Regions from separate parts of the Mus musculus genome. Here all the other regions are linked to region 1. A link is a loop called in an ENCODE intact Hi-C map of the cell type or tissue named here. Cell type or tissue: heart. All regions are shown on one strand.

What was found. Peaks named below come from ENCODE experiments on the same cell type or tissue, not always from the same donor. Only the 100,000 strongest peaks of a DNase experiment are listed, where the experiment ranks them.
Region 2: it touches region 1 in a loop (2.1-fold over the local background); 10 of 42 quality-filtered maps call a loop at or near these places.
Region 3: a loop joins it to region 1, with 2.7 times the contacts of the local background. A loop is called at or near these places in 6 of 42 quality-filtered maps.

What each region holds. Positions count from the first base shown.
Region 1 is chr2:32,305,288-32,310,287 of GRCm38, reverse strand. Golga2 (golgi autoantigen, golgin subfamily a, 2) reads right to left here. Exons shown (of 26, transcript NM_001080968.2): 21 at 4,993-5,000; 22 at 4,595-4,813; 23 at 4,413-4,515; 24 at 4,205-4,311; 25 at 3,972-4,128; 26 at 2,375-3,882. The coding sequence ends at 3,668. Dnm1 (dynamin 1) reads left to right here. Exons shown (of 23, transcript NM_001301737.1): 23 at 1,224-1,817. Among named protein-coding and RNA genes, the nearest start is that of Gm23363, 10 kb to the left of the region's middle. In heart, a CTCF peak has its summit at 1,966 (motif pointing right); DNase peaks (open chromatin) are centred at 7, 1,697, 1,967 and 4,417.
Region 2 is chr2:32,352,426-32,357,425 of GRCm38, reverse strand. Dnm1 (dynamin 1) reads left to right here and starts at 4,097. Exons shown (of 23, transcript NM_001301737.1): 1 at 4,097-4,377. The coding sequence starts at 4,217. It overlaps Gm39787 (a long non-coding RNA gene), which reads right to left and starts at 1,667. Exons shown (of 2, transcript XR_866125.1): 1 at 121-1,667. It also overlaps the pseudogene Gm52590. In heart, a CTCF peak has its summit at 1,904 (motif pointing right); DNase peaks (open chromatin) are centred at 3,331, 4,075, 4,575 and 4,985; H3K4me3 peaks cover 1,426 bases; H3K27ac peaks cover 2,036 bases; H3K27me3 peaks cover 367 bases.
Region 3 is chr2:32,392,595-32,397,594 of GRCm38, reverse strand. Ptges2 (prostaglandin E synthase 2) reads right to left here and starts at 1,705. Exons shown (of 7, transcript NM_133783.2): 1 at 1,045-1,705; 2 at 1-57. The coding sequence starts at 1,320. In heart, CTCF peaks have their summits at 1,180 and 2,435; DNase peaks (open chromatin) are centred at 1,334 and 1,874; H3K4me3 peaks cover 2,752 bases; H3K27ac peaks cover 2,546 bases.

The sequences.
Region 1 (5,000 bases):
ACTTCCCTTTCCAGTGAGCCTCGGGACTCAGCGCCACTACTCAAGGCCTTCTTGCTTAAACTGAGGGCTCTTGGAACAGGTTTCATGTCCAAGACGGTAGATGTGGGTGCTCCCTGGAGACACCAGACCACTGTTGACAGTGTAGGGACTAAGAACTAGGAGAGGGTGTCTTCAGCCTCTGAAGGGGCCAGAAGCGTTAGGACCCCCTCTTCATACCTACTCTGAACTATGCTGCCAAGATAAGAGCTTTCTCCTTCCAGCCTAGGAGCATGGCGACTAAATTCACCACAGGGCAAGCATGAGAATCGCGCTGGCAAAGCCAGGCTCTGACTGGTGACTTTAGACAACTTAAGAGCCTTTGCCTTTCTGCCAGCGCCTGAGGGCTCGCAGGCAAGGTGAGGATCTCATTCATCCTTGACATTGCACACCTGTAGCTAACAGCCACCTCGTCAGCCCCCGACATAGAGCCAGCCCATCAGCTCCAACATTTGACCTGTTTTCAGAGTGACCTGTGCCTTTTAGCCGAAGGCAATGCATTGTCTACTGACTGGGAAAGTCAACTTGAGTTCTGCCTGGCTGGCCACAGATCTCGGTTACCCTGTCCCAACTCTTCCCCAGCCATTGACGCTCACCCTTCTGCTTTTCCCCAGCAGGAAGGGCCCAGCCTCACCTACGAGACCTGCAGCCCCCCGACCAACGGAGGCTCCCCTCTTAGACTTATAAGTCTGTGGCCGCAGGCATCGGCTGCCTGCCTCCCAGCCTCCCCAGGGTCCCCTCAGAGGACTCCTGACTTTCTGACCACCTGAGGGGCCTCCAGCGCTCCCTCCAGCCATCCCCTTTAGCTTCAATCTCCTGGTTCAAGCACTTCTGGCCTCATGGCTGTTACATGGGACTCCCTGAGGCTTGGGGTGGCCCTGAGCCAGTGAGATGAGAGACAGTGAGCAAAAATGAGGGAGGCCCTGTGGTGCATTGCCTGGGTGGTGTGTGAGAGGCCGTGTGTGTGGCAAGAGAGGGCCACCAGCCTCTACTCAGACTACCTGCTAGTTACGGCCCAGCACCCCATCTTCCCTTTCATTCATCAACTGTGCATCTCTTCCGGGAACCCTGCCCACATCCACACCTGCCTCAGCCCCTGCCTCTGCTGGAGGTGGCTGCTCTTGCCTTACCAGCTCTCCTTCCTTTTCTCTCTTCCGTTCTCTCTCGGCTTTCTCTCCAACTGCCAGCCGATCGGGTCAGGCAAGTCCGTCCCGTCCTGAGAGCCCCAGGCCCCCCTTCGACCTCTAACCAGATCCCTCCTACTCCTCGGAGACCTCCCTTACCAAGCCTGCCTGGACAGCTGTTCTGTGACTTGACAGTGGCTCCCCCGGCCCCAAAGCGTCCTATTCATCATCTGTGACTTAGTCTGTTGTAGTGGTGAGCTGACACATCCAGATGTGATGTTGGTGAAAACTTGTGCCCCTCTGTGGTATTGCTCCTGCGACATTCTATAAATATCTATAAATATACCTATATATACATATATATACATATATATGGCTGACACAGCCTCGCCTGTAGTGTCAGAATCAACCACCATGCTGTCCTTGTGGAGTCTTGTGGTCCAACAAGGGAACGCTGTCATCCTGACAACCCCCCCTCCAGTGTACCACCTCCAGTGAGCCCCCCTGTCCTCCTGGCCTGTGAACAGCCATCCCCTTGGCCATCCCAACCCTGCAGCAAGGGGATGCTGCAGCAGCAGCAGCTGTGCAGTTCTCTGGTAGCCACCAGTCTTGCTGTCTCTTGGCTGAGAATAAAACCCATTTCTGGATCATGGGGAATTGCGTGTACCTCTGCTGGTTTGTATTCTCTGGGGCTGAGAGGACGGTGTAAACTGGGCACTGAATGGAGGGTGAGGAAAGGCCCTTGCTAGGGTGCTTGTGAGTTTAGCAGGTCCTCATCCTACGAATCCTGCTTACACCACTAGGGGGCAGTATCATGAGCTCAGCCAGGATGCTGTGAACAGCCTAAAGAACAAAACAGGTCTCTAGTGTGGACAGACTAAGGGGAAGGGTCGGAATGTAAGAGGCCTGGCCTGGAAGTCAGCGCCCTTAGTTGCTGCACCCCGAGTCCCACCTATGTATACTATATGTCAGGCTTGACTCTCTTACTCAGTAAGGAAGCTCTGTCCCTGTAGCCCCATGGTACTCCCCCTGGGGTCCCTAGGCTTCAATAGGCAGTGTATAGGTGATAGGTGTCAATCAGCCCTGCCAGGCACTTCAGACCTTGGGCTCCATACAGGCCAGAAGCCTGCTCTCTCCAGGCAGGACACATTCCCTGCTCAGTGCCAGCCTGAGGCTAACCCCAGAACCAATGACGAACACCCTAGGCCCAGCAGTATGGCTAAATCCATTTATTTCCCAAGTAAAAAGCAAAATAAAGAGGAGCTGCATCAGCAGGTGCCACAACCTTGTCTCCGCCTCCTGCCCTCTGACCTAACACTACCAATAAATAAGGTTCCCAGCCCAAAGTGATTATTAGAAGCTCTTCCCATTTGCCAGCTCCAACCTCCACTATGATACAGGGGTGTCCCTACCCCGGTATATACAAAATAGTACACAGGTACAATATGTACACCGGGGGAGGGGAAGGCCACCCTGCCCCAGCAGCCTCTGTCCTGCTTGGCGTAGTTACCCCAATTGTCATAAGGCCTGAGAGAATGGTACCCACTTTCCCTGTCCCAAAGTGCCTCAAAAAGATGGAAGCCCTCCAAAGTGGGATGCCTTCCTGAGGCAGTTAGCCCCAACTGCCTGAGGACCCATGAAGTGCTGCCCAGCCCCACTGCCCTAAAGTGCCTCTGAGAAGATGGGAGTTGATCTGGGGACCTGCTGTGCCCTGGGTTCCATCCCCAGCATCACCACACAAAGGAAAAAGGCAGGGAGTGCTGGGGGTAAATCACTTGGTAGAGTGCCTGCTTAGCACTGCCAACCACCAGGCACAGCGGTGAGGCAGGGGCTCAGCTCGGGCTACAGGAGACACTCCGTAAAGAAAATGAAGATAAAATGGGGGCGGGGAGGAAAAGGAGGATAGGGAGGACTGAGCCGGTGAAAACTTAGAAGCCCTGCTGAATGCTAGGCCAGTTTACCAGCCTGCACTGCACCTGGGCACGAGAATGCTGCCACTCTGTTCTGCCCCAGAGTCCTGAGTAAGGCCTGAGGCCCTCCTTGGTGAGAAAGCCCCCAGGCCACCCAGCACAGTCTGCTCCATCACTGAGTCTCTGGCGTTCTTTCTGTAACAGGAATTTACAAAGTAAAACTGCCCTGGCTAAGAGGCAGATCTGTACCAGTCTGTGTCCCCCATTAAGATAGGAGCCTGATCTTTTGGTTTTTTCAGACAGGGTCGCATGTAGCCCAGTGTGGCCTCAAACTCACTAGGTAGATGAGGATGGCTGATTCTTCCACCTCCACTTCCCAAGCACTCAAATTACAGGTATCAGCCTTTTCAGAGGTACTGGGGACCCAAGGCTGTGTGCACAGCAGGCAAGCACTCTACCAACTGAGCTACTTCCCCAGCCCCTGGAGGGGATGGAGTCTGACCTTATTATTATTATAAAGATAAGGGTGGCTGAGGAAGGGTGTGGGTTGGGGCAGAACCTCTGGCTGCCCTTGCTGAGGCTTTGGCCGCCAGTCTTTTATACAACCATGATCTTCACCTCGTCGTTCTCATCGGCACGGTAGAAAAAGGGGATGCAAGGGTTGCTACCCAGGCCTGGCCGCTCCCGGGGGTTCTGGATCTCACGCAGCAGCTGCATGATCTGCTGTGCAGTAGGGTTCTCATGGGGAGCAGGTACCCCTGCCTCTCCTTGTGCAGGCTCTATATCGTCAGCCAGGCTCACCTCCCTGAGGTCTTTAGAGAAAGGGGGAGGGGGTCATGGCTCTGCACGCCATGGGACTCCTCCCCTTTGTGCCTTCCCAAGAGACAACAGCTCTACTCACCATCCTGCTGGTCAGCAGCACCAAATTCCTGGGAGCCTGTGGGCACTGGGGTGAGCACGTCACCAGGGTTCTGAGAGACGGCCAGGAACTTGCCCTGCCATTCATTGCGCTCGTTCACAAGCCTCAACACCAGCTCCTGGAGCTCCAGCAGCTTCACCTGGAGAAAAAGGAGCTCAACTTGAAGGGCCCAGCCCAGATTAGGCAGGGCCTGGACTACAGAAGTGTAGGCCTACCTTCATCTCCTCCTTGTCCTGAGCCAGCCGGCTGATGTATTCTTCCTTCTCCAAATGCCGAGCCTTCAGCACCGCCCTCTGATTTTGGTAAAGGGCAATGTACTCTCCTGTGGAGACGGCAGGCAGGTGGACAAGGCTCAGACACTGTGGCTCCCCCAGTCTACCCCCCTGCACAGCCCCCACTGCCTTGGGCTGGGCTCCACCTCACCAATGGTGTCTGTCTCTCCAGAAAGCTGAATGCAGCAATGTTCAAGCTCCTCTACCCTCTCCTTGAGCTCCACTTTCTCCTGCATGACCTCCAGGAAGCGGCTCTGGAGCCAAGACAGAGGTCTCAGGGACTCAGGAGCCCTGGCTGGCCCCCACACTCCCAGCCCCCACAGACAAACTCACCTGCAGCTTCTCCATGGCTACATGTAGGGCCTGATTGCTCTCCTCAGATGCAGAGTCATCCACATTCCTGGGGACCACTGCCTCCTTTTCAAGCTTGCTTTGGACTGGGGCTGCCAAGTGAGACAAACTCCGGCAACGTGCCTTCTGCTCTTTCAGCTGCACACGTAGTCGGGCCTGTTCTTCCTCTGCTCTGGCTATAGCGGCATTAAAGAATGCCACCTGCACACAAGAGGGAGGTGTGCCTTTCAGGGAAATGCTCAGGACAAAGGGGGCAGGGCAGAGAGGGAGACTGACCACTGGCTTCCAGGCACAAAGTGGCAATCAAAAGAAGTCAGAGGGTAGGAAACCGAGGACCACAGAGGTAGAAAAGAGAAGGGGCAAGACAGAGCCCAGCTCACCATGGCCT
Region 2 (5,000 bases), 47 kb before region 1:
CAGACGACCACAGTGCCCTCGCTCTGTGAGCCTGATCTGCTGGGCGTGTCCGTTTCTCCCTGTGAGTCCCTGCTGCCATAGCAAGAGCTTTGCATCTTATTTATCTCTTCACGGACTTACCTGTGTCTTGCATGAGTTTGTGCACCAAGTAGACACTGACCCCTGCATGTTGACAGAAACGCAATGAGTGACAGAGTCAAAGGGCCAGGCCCAGAGAAGAATGAATGGCTTCTTCTAGGAACTGTTAGCTGAAGGCCACTGTCCCAATCCGATGCTGTGTTTCTGTCAGGTTTTTTTTGTCCACGAGTTTGTGTGGAGGTCAAAGGACAACTTGAGGAAGTCAGCTCTTCTTTCAACTATGTGGACACCAAGGATCAAACTCAGATAGGCTGGCTTTGTGGTGAATGCCTTCGGGTGCTGAGCCATCTGCCTGGCCCTCGAGTGGTTGGATTTGTTTGTTTTGTTTGCATCTGCTGTGCACACATCACAAGAGGTTAGTTTACATGATTTTTATGTGCACTCAAAACACATATATTTAGCTAGGAAGATAGCTCACTTGGTAAAGGGTTGACCTTGTAAGGATAAAGACCAGAGTTGGAACCCCCAGGACATATTTAAAAAGCCCAGGATGGAGCCCATGCTTGTAATTTCAGTGCAGAGGAAGCAGAAAGAGCAAGACCCCAGGGCAGGTGGTCAGTTGCTGTACCTACAAGAGGAGCCCCAGGCCAATGAGGGACCCCATATCAAAAACCAAGGTAGATGGCAGCCAAGGACACCATCGACTTTCTCTTTCACCCTCTGCCCACACATCCATGCACACGTGCACACACTCACACACCAACACACGAAAATACATAGACTCTCAGTACAGACGATGCTGTCAGTAGTCACACCAGCCTCCACTGGCAGCTTGACTCTGTCACTTCTTGGCTTTGTGACCTTGGACACATTACTCGGCAGCCGCTCTGTGCCTCATTCTCCTCACCTGTCATAGCAAGCTATTAAGTTCTGAGATGGAGCCAGAGGAAGCGCCCAGGGCAGTCACTGGCTGGGAGGAACGGCTTAGGCTATGCTCCTATTAATAACTGGGCTCCGTGGTGGCCAAACGTCTGGAGCTCAGCGTAGCATCCACCCTTCCCAGGGTTCAAAGCAGAGGGCCAAAGCCACTTTGGGAGCTCTCATTTGAAGGATGTATTGGCCCTCAGAACACTCAGCATCTCTGCACTTGGACTCTCTCTGTAGAAGCCCTCTTTCAGCCTTGACAAAACTATTTCTCGAATAGGGGGTCAAAGGGTATGTCAGGTGCGTTTGCTTATCAATTGACACCTGTGTGCAATATCCTCTGCCCACAGCATCACCCTCTTCCACACCCCAACTTCAGTGTGCCCAGCAATATCTAGAGAACTTGGTCCCTGTTACACTCAAGTTGTGACACACAATGTCCTGGGTGAGGCCCGGATTTCTGACCAACTTCCCACCATGTCCCAGTGGCTCCAGGATTAAGTATCACAGGGCAGCTAGCACAATCTCATTTTGTAAAGATAAAAGGTAGGCTACAGAATGAACTCTCAGCTCTAACACTGACCCAAAGATGGGAAGATAGCCCTGAGGCTTTCAAATACTTCTGGAGAGTGTGGTTTTTTTTTTTTTGGAGACAGGGTTTCTCTGTATAGCTCTGGCTGTCCTGGAACTCACTTTGAAGACCAGGCTGGCTTTGAACTCAGAAATCCACTTGCCTCTGCCTCCCGAGTGCTGGGATTAAAGGTGTGCACCACCACGCTCAGTGAGAGTGTTCTTTCTTTCTTTCTCTCTTTCTTTCTTTCTTTCTTTCTTTCTTTCTTTCTTTCTTTCTTTCTTTCTTTTTTTTTTTTTTATTTTTTTTTTTAGATTTATTTATTTATTATATGTAAGTACACTGTAGCTGTCTTCAGACACTCCAGAAGAGGGCGCCAGATCTCATTACGGATGGTTGTGAGCCACCATGTGGTTGCTGGGATTTGAACTCCGGACCTTCGGAAGAGCAGTCGGGTGCTCTTACCCACTGAGCCATCTCACCAGCCCCCTTTCTTTCTTTTTTTAATTATATGTAAGTACACTGTAGCTGACTTCAGACACTCCAGAAGAGAGAGTCAGATCTCCTTACGGATGGTTGTGAGCCACCATGTGGTTGCTGGGATTTGAACTCATGACCTTTGGAAGAGCAGTCAGTGCTCTTAACCACTGAGCCATCTCACCAGCCCGAGAGTGTGGTTTTAACAGTAAGTTTTACCACTGTGTTTAAGGGGTGAAATCATAATACTTAGCTGGCAGGAGAGACGTCATGATCTAGAAAGTGGTTTTCCCAAGGTGTGCTGACCCTGTGAGGTCCCCAAATGTGGGGAAACTCAACTGCACTATTTGTAGCAGTGGAGCACTAGAGTCACACTTTCCCCTCAGAAGGATAAAGAAGAATAACAAAAGCTCAGTTGCAATGGTCCAGACAGACATCTTCAAACTGTATGCCCAGCCTAACTTGATGGTGCTGGTCACCTTGGCTCACATCCCTGTCCTCTCTAGGCTGGCTGAGAATAGCGGCTCTGGATGAGGGGTATTGGGGCTGGTGTTTCAGCTCCTGGATTTCTGATGTGGTTGGCATGGTTGTTAATGAGGGTCAATGCACACCAGGTCTGGGCTGGGCCTCACACAGACATTCTATTTTGTCATTGTGCCAACTCTACAGATTAGATAGCTATGACCCAGAAATGACCCAGAGGTAAGGTCTGGGTGGTTCTCCCCTAACTGGAAATCCCTTCTCACTGGGCTCATGGTCCACACACTTCTAGTCTCTGTTCCAGCATTATTATCCTGTATGAGTTAACAACACAAGCCCTGCCCCAGCCCTGCTCTCCACTCATCACCCCCGGAAAGAGTCATATTTATTGGCATATGACCCCTCCCTTTTCCACTTGACTTTGAGCCACTTGTAGGTGGCTTGTCACTGCCTTGTCTCTGGGGTCTAGCGGGAGCTAGCCTGCTCAGCAACCACACATTCAGTGGGTGAAAAAAATGGATAGTCTCTAATGCCTAGGGCACTTCCCTAGTCTCAGAACATAGAAGTGACCCGATAACCCTCTCTTTCTTGGCTTCTTTGTCAGGAGTCCTAACTAGGTCCTTCTTGATGCAAAAGTGAGTAGCCGAACCTAGATCCAACTATCTGTCTGTGTGAAAAGGACAGGCAAGTATGGCTGCAAGAACCCCTGGTTTGAATAGCACTATTTGCCACTCTGGGCCTGGCGCTCATCCTCTTGGAGCCTTAGAGTTCAAGACAAGAACTTTTGCCTCTCCTCGGCAGCACTTCCTAGGTATTGGGGCCTTTGCACTTCCTGTCCACTCCATCAGGGTGTCGGGCCCCTTCTTATCAGTTAGGTTCCCTTTCAAAGGTAATTTCTTTGGAAAACCTTTGCCCCCTTCTGGCTAATGTGACTTTCCAAGCCCTGTTGGTTTTCTCTGTTTCTTCTAGTACAAACGCTCTTCTGTGTCCCGTCTATCCCACCACCTGTAAGATCTCTGAGTGTAAAGTCCCTAGCTGTTCTGCCGAGTTTTGTGTCTGTAAACTTAGGAAGGGGTCTAGCTTATCATGGGCTCCTGGTAATTTGTTGAATCAATGGTTTTTCTTTCTTCCTCCTAGAACCAGAAACACTGAGGCCCCAGGATAGGAAGGAATATGCTGCAGATTTTTGATTAGTGTCAGAACCTAGACTAGAAAGGCTAAGTGGACTAGGGTTGACTTTGGTCAGCTGACTGCAGCAGCCTGTGGGTGCCAGATCTTCCCTCTAAGGCCTCAGTTTCTCCACTGGGAATAACTGCTGAAATGAAGTAATCATGACCACCACATACTAGCCCATTTCTAGAGTTAGCACCCCTAGCCATCACCAAAAGTATTATCTTCGGTGCAGCATCCGTATCCCAGAAACACAGGTAAGTCTCCCGAAAGCCGCAGAAGAAGAAAACGACAACACCCATGGCGCCCCGCGTTGCGTCTGCGCATAGTGACCAGTCCGCGAATCCCCGCGCGCCATCTAGCGGCGGCCTGGAGAAGCGCTCCGCTCGGATCCCCGAGGGGCGGGGGACCCGCGGCGCACGCAGTCGGGATATTCGGCTGCAGCCGCGAAGCCGGGGGCCAAGAGCCAGAGCAGGAGCGGCGGCCGGATCGCAGCCCGCCGGGCCCGCCGCAACCATGGGCAACCGCGGCATGGAAGACCTCATCCCGCTGGTTAACCGGTTACAGGACGCCTTCTCCGCCATCGGCCAGAACGCGGACCTCGACCTGCCGCAGATCGCCGTGGTAGGCGGCCAGAGCGCCGGCAAGAGCTCGGTGCTGGAGAATTTCGTGGGCAGGTAGGAGCGGCGCGGACACCCGCATCACGGTGCCCCGGGTCCCCACCCCGGGATCCGACGGTCTGGGCGCTGCTCTAGCGGACCGAGCGCCCCCGCCCCCCGCTTGAGTCCTGGGGTCCGCAGCGCCCCCGCCAGCCCGCGGATATCAGTGGAGTCCCCCCACTCACGCCCCCTCGTTCACCCCATCGTCTGTAGAGCGACCTCGGCAGAGAGCTGTCCTTGATCGCCAATACCCTCACCGAGGGGGCCCACATTACTCAGCGCCTCACTGGGAGCTGAGAGCACCCAGAGGGCAATATCCCCTTCCTGGGCTCCTTGGAACCCGCTCTGACCCCATGGGAATTCCTGGTCGTGACAGGGGACAGCCCCCTCCCCCAGTCCCTAGAAAAGGACACAGCCCCATAGGCATCGGAGACCAGGCACAACCCCCCCACCCCGCACACGCACAGGCGCGCGCGCGCGCGCGCGCACACACACACACACACACACACACACACACACACACACACACACACACACACCTCTGCGGCTCCCGCCGCCATCCGTGCGCAGAGAGGCAGAGGGGGAGGCGCGGGCTGCGGTGCGAGGAAAGGAAGGGGGGGGATGGCAGCGGGAGGAGAAGC
Region 3 (5,000 bases), 87 kb before region 1:
GAAGGGACATGTCTTGTACTGGTACAGGGTCAGCTGCAGGCTGTTCGACAGGGGCAGCTGGGGGAAGAGAAAAACAATGGGGCTTGTAACACCTGGGGTCCCAGAACTCTTGCTCCACACCCGCCTCAGGCAAACCTTTCTTCAGGAAGTCCTCTAAGGTGACCCTGAAAAGAGAGTGAGGAAAGGTGGGCAAGGGGCTCAGAGAGTGACAGACAGCCTACCTGCAAGTGCCCAACAAGTATACCGCAGGGCCAGGAGGCTCTAACACTGTGTGTGTGTGGGGGGGGGGGGGGGTCCCTGCGCCCCTTCGAGCGAGTTCATCTTTCTCCTGTCCCAAAGGGGACAGAAGACAGTCCTAGGGTGTGTCTTCCTCCAGCTTAATAGTCCTTAAGGTCTCCTCCACTCCCACCCCTTACCCCTAACTTCTCCAACTCTTTCTGAGTAACTGGCAGAGCTGACCAACTGGCCAGGCAGCACTGGCCAGAAGTGAGATCTACCTCAGATCTCCAAACGAAGAGGGAGGAGGCTGCATTTAGCTCCTCTGCAGGGAAGCCTTCAGGTGAGCTTGCTACAATTGCAGCCCCCCTCCCCTCAGTCTTCAGATGGAAATCGGTTGGGCAGAGAAGAGAGCAGTGAACCGCAGGGACTCCGCGCCAGTTCCAGTTCCTGGGTGCAGGAAAGGAGCATGGGAGGCAGGGCGGAGAAGGGCTAAAGACTGCAACTCATGAAAGGTCTACAGGGCTGCCGAGCCACGGTGGGCTGGAGCACGCCTCCAGTTCTGAGTCTGAAGTCAGGGTCACTCGTTCCATAAAGATTACTCCCGGTGCCACACACACGCCCCTAAATCACAATACAGACCATGGCATGCGATACATACAGCTCTAAGTCGTGGGCGATAGCACCACCCTCCTCGCACTCTTAAGGCCAAGACACTCGCCCAAGGTCACAAGCGGGCGAAAGAGGCCTCTCCTGACCCTGCGGCTTCTCAGCAGTTCGGGGCTAATCCCGGCTCCCCGTCAGCAGTCCGTGCCAGCCAAGTCTTACCTGCGCAGCCGAGCGCTCCGCGCGGAGGTCCTGGGAACGCTGGTGCCACCGCACGGTGTGGTACAGCCCCAGCGCGCCGCCCAGGGCCAGCGCCGCCGCCCCCAGCAACCGCGGGCTCCCCTTGCGGACCGCGGCGCCCCGGCTTCCGGCAGCCACCCTGGTGAAGCCAGCCCGGCTCTGTGCCGAGAGCGGCTGCCAGGGTCGTGTGAGCAGCCCCTCAGTCAGGGCGCACCGGCTAGAGACAAGCACCCACGAAAGGCGCGCCGCCTGGGCCATGTTCGCTCTGCCGGCGCTGCGGGCGAGCGCGCAAAACCAAAATGGCCCAACCAGGGCGGCTCTAGGATTCCTTAAAGGGACAGTACCGGGCCTGCGTGTTGCCTAGGGTAACGATGACGCCAAGTAGGACCAGAGTCCTTGAGGGATCTGAGAGCGCATGCCTGTCTGAGAGGCAGAAGCACACCCCAGGGGCTTAGGAAGTGGCTTGGCGTCGCTGTCTTCTGAGGGTACAATGATGACCTGTAACTCGTGGTCGGGCGTTTCCACATCGTGCATCTACGATGGCAGGGAGAACATTGGTCTTCCGACCCATTCACTCCCCAGAAAAGGTCCGACGCGGTCTCCAGTGGGTGGCTGCATTGTCTCAGACTCTCTCTGCCCTCCCGCAATGCTGTACTCTGCTGCTATGATGCGAACCATAAACTTTTCTCAAATCCAGCGGGGGGCCTTGGAAACCACGTGTCGCGGAAATGGCCCACGCTAAGTGGCCGGCTTGGCAGCCCGAAGACCTCTCAGGCCTGAATGGGAATGAGCGAAGGTTCCCAGGACACCCCAGGCCTTTGCGAATTTACTTGTCTTAACGGAGCGCCCGACCTCCACTGCCTAGGCTTCTCCGCGGACAGCCCTGACTTGACCCCGCCCCGAAGCCGAAAGAGGGCGGGGCCTTATAGTGGGCGTGGAATCGAGAGGGAGAGGTGGGGTTCCTTGGCGAGCGGGTATGGAGTTGTAGGGGAATGGCTGTTCCAGAGTCTGATCTGGGTACGATCCACCGCCTTCGCTTTCTCCCGGGCCTGGCAGCGCCAGAGCCCACAATACCCAGACGCATCTGGAACCTGCGCATGCAGGCCTAGGAGAGCGAAAAAGGCTAGGTGGCCCCAACGTATTTTTCTGTGAAAACCTAGCTGGGAAGAGAAAAATGGGCTTAAAAGGCACGGAGGATTCCAGCTCAAACACAGCCTTCTAAGTAGGGCAGGAGTTGTCCCGGAACAGTCCTGGGGCTAGCCAGAACGGCATCCTGGAACAAATGCCTGAAACCTGTACTAGAGAACAGTACCTACCAATCTTATTATACTGTTGGGGAAAATGAGGCTGTTGAAGCCCCCAAACTGAACAAAACTTCAGAAAGGTGGCGCTGCAGCCTGGGCTGAGAGGCCCCACTGCCTGTCACACTTCTCGGTTTCTGATAAGTTCACCTCCCCTCCTCACCTACGTCTCCTGTCTCCCTATGACTTCTGATCCTAGTGTGCTTCAACCAAGGACCCAGCAAATAAGGACGGTTTTCCCTCGTGGCCAGGGAAAACTATCCCCAATGTAACCACATTAGGATATCTGTGGCCCTCAAAATCTATAAACTGAAACTAAGGAGTGGAGTGATCATAATAATAATTGAGTCATTTAGGAAATGATTAGATCAGTTTGCAAGAATGGAATGGGTGCCGGGCGTGGTGGCACACGCCTTTAATCCCAGCACTTGGGAGGCAGAGGCAGGCAGATTTCTGAGTTCGAGGCCAGCCTGGTCTACAAAGTGAGTTCCAGGACAGCCAGAGCTATATAGAGAAACCCTGTCTCGAAAAAAAAAAAAAAAAAAAAAAAAAGAATGGAATGGGTGCCAGGCATGGTGGTGCACGCCCTTAATCCCAGCACTTGGGAGGCAGAGACAGGTGGATTTCTGAGTTCGAGGCCAGCTTGGTCTACAGAGTGAGTTCCAGAACAGCCAGGGGTAAACAGAGAAACCCTGTCTCAAAAAAAGAAGAAGAAAAAAAGAGAGAGAGAGAGAGAGAATGGAATGGGTACACTGTTACAAACCAGACTGTCTGCCCTTGTCTGTCTTCTGAAATGTAGGCGTCCTTCGGGGTGTCAACTGTGAGGAACTGGCCGTTGGTGTCTCCATCTCGAACTCTGACCCTCCAGAGCTGTAAGGAACAGCAAGCACCTTGCCTTTTCTCTCTCTCTCTTTTTTTTTAAAAGATAAGGTGTGGGAAGCCACATGTGCCGTTGCAGAGTGGCACTGACTACTGCTGGCCACCACGCATAAGTTTGGACAAACAACCAAGGTGTACATATGCAGTAAAGTTTTTTGCAAAGACACTGCCTGGCCCAGGCATGATAATGAGGCTTTGAGAGTATAACCAATCAGATGTGAGACATGCAAATGAGGTATGATAATGAGGCTCTGTGAGGTACAGAGAGAGAGAGAGAGAGTAGCCAATCAGATGAGGAACATGCAAATGAGGCGTAGTGCATAACCAATCCGGGTGTGAGACACGCCTCGCCTAGGCCTATATAAGCAGCACCAGTTCTGGGCTTGGGGTCTTTTCGCCTCTGCAATCAAGCTCTCCCAATAAACGTGTGCAGAAGGATCCTGTTGCAGCGTCGTTCTTGCTGGTCGAGTCCAGCGTGCACAAGAATAAGGCCTTACACTGTAATCCACAATGTAATCCTACCAGTCTTATTCTACTGTTGTGTTAGACTTTGCTATGTAGCCCAGGTTGGCCCTCCATCTCCTGACAATCTTCTTCCCTCAGCCTCCTGAGTGCTGGGATCACAAGTGTGAACCACTACACTTGGGTACAGAGCAGATTGCTTATTTTATTTTTGCTTGTGTACAAATGTGTATGTTTGAGGTGGTACCAGGGGAGTGGTTATATGTGAGGATGTGAGGGCTTGCACACTTAGATCAGTGGAGGTCAGGGGATGACCTTGGAGTCAGTCCTCACCTACCACCCTGTTTGAGAAGGTCTCCTCTTTGTTGCCTATGCCAGGCTGGCATGCCCGGGGGCTTCTGAGGTTTATCCTCTCTTTCCCTCCCATCTCACCACAGGAACACTGGGGCCACAGAGGTACATGGTACCACCGCTGGCTTTTATGTGGTTCTATGCATCTGAACGTGGGTCCTCATAATCACAAAGCCAGAGTTTTACCCACTGAGCCATCTCTCGACCTCCTGTACACTGCATTTCTGACTTCCGACTTCTGGGGTTTGGAAGATGTGATTCTAAGCCAAAAAATGTGGTAATCTGTTGTAATACGGTGATTTGAGAAACTCTCAGCCTTTCCCAATTGCAAAGGCTATTGGTAAGAAACAGTGTTAGAAAAGTTTGCTCTTGAGAGAAGGCTGAGTGTGGCCAGCGCCAGACCTAGGGCTGGAGGAAGAGGTGAGCCAACACCCATAAGAAGTGGGGAGGAAGTGGACTCCTCAGAACCCAGAAGTGTGGGGAGGTAGCATGGAACAGGGTCACCCAGTGGTGTCTGGTGGGATCCAGACTCTGCCTCTGACTAAGACTGAGGGTCTCAAGAAGGGTAGTCCCCATCCCCAAGGCCTGAGGGACTCTGGATCCAGAATGAAGTGTTCTCTGTCCCTCACATCCATATAGAAAGTTCTACCCTGAGCGGTGCTTTGAAAGCCATGTGGGATGGTAGTTACTCCGGCCTAAGCCCTGTCTCCAGGAACTTACTTTTCACTCCTCAACCCTGAAATGGTTTCTTGAGAAGGACTCCAGGAAGCACAGCAGCCAGGCCCCGGCCGAGGTCTCCGGGGCCATTATCAACATGGCTCTACCATGTCCCTTGAGCCACCTTCCCTGTCGATCACTCACCTCCACTGGCTCAGGTCAGCTCTATGTAAAGGTAGACACACTGGCCTCACTGCCTGTTAGATTCACCCATGCCTCCCCTCCCAG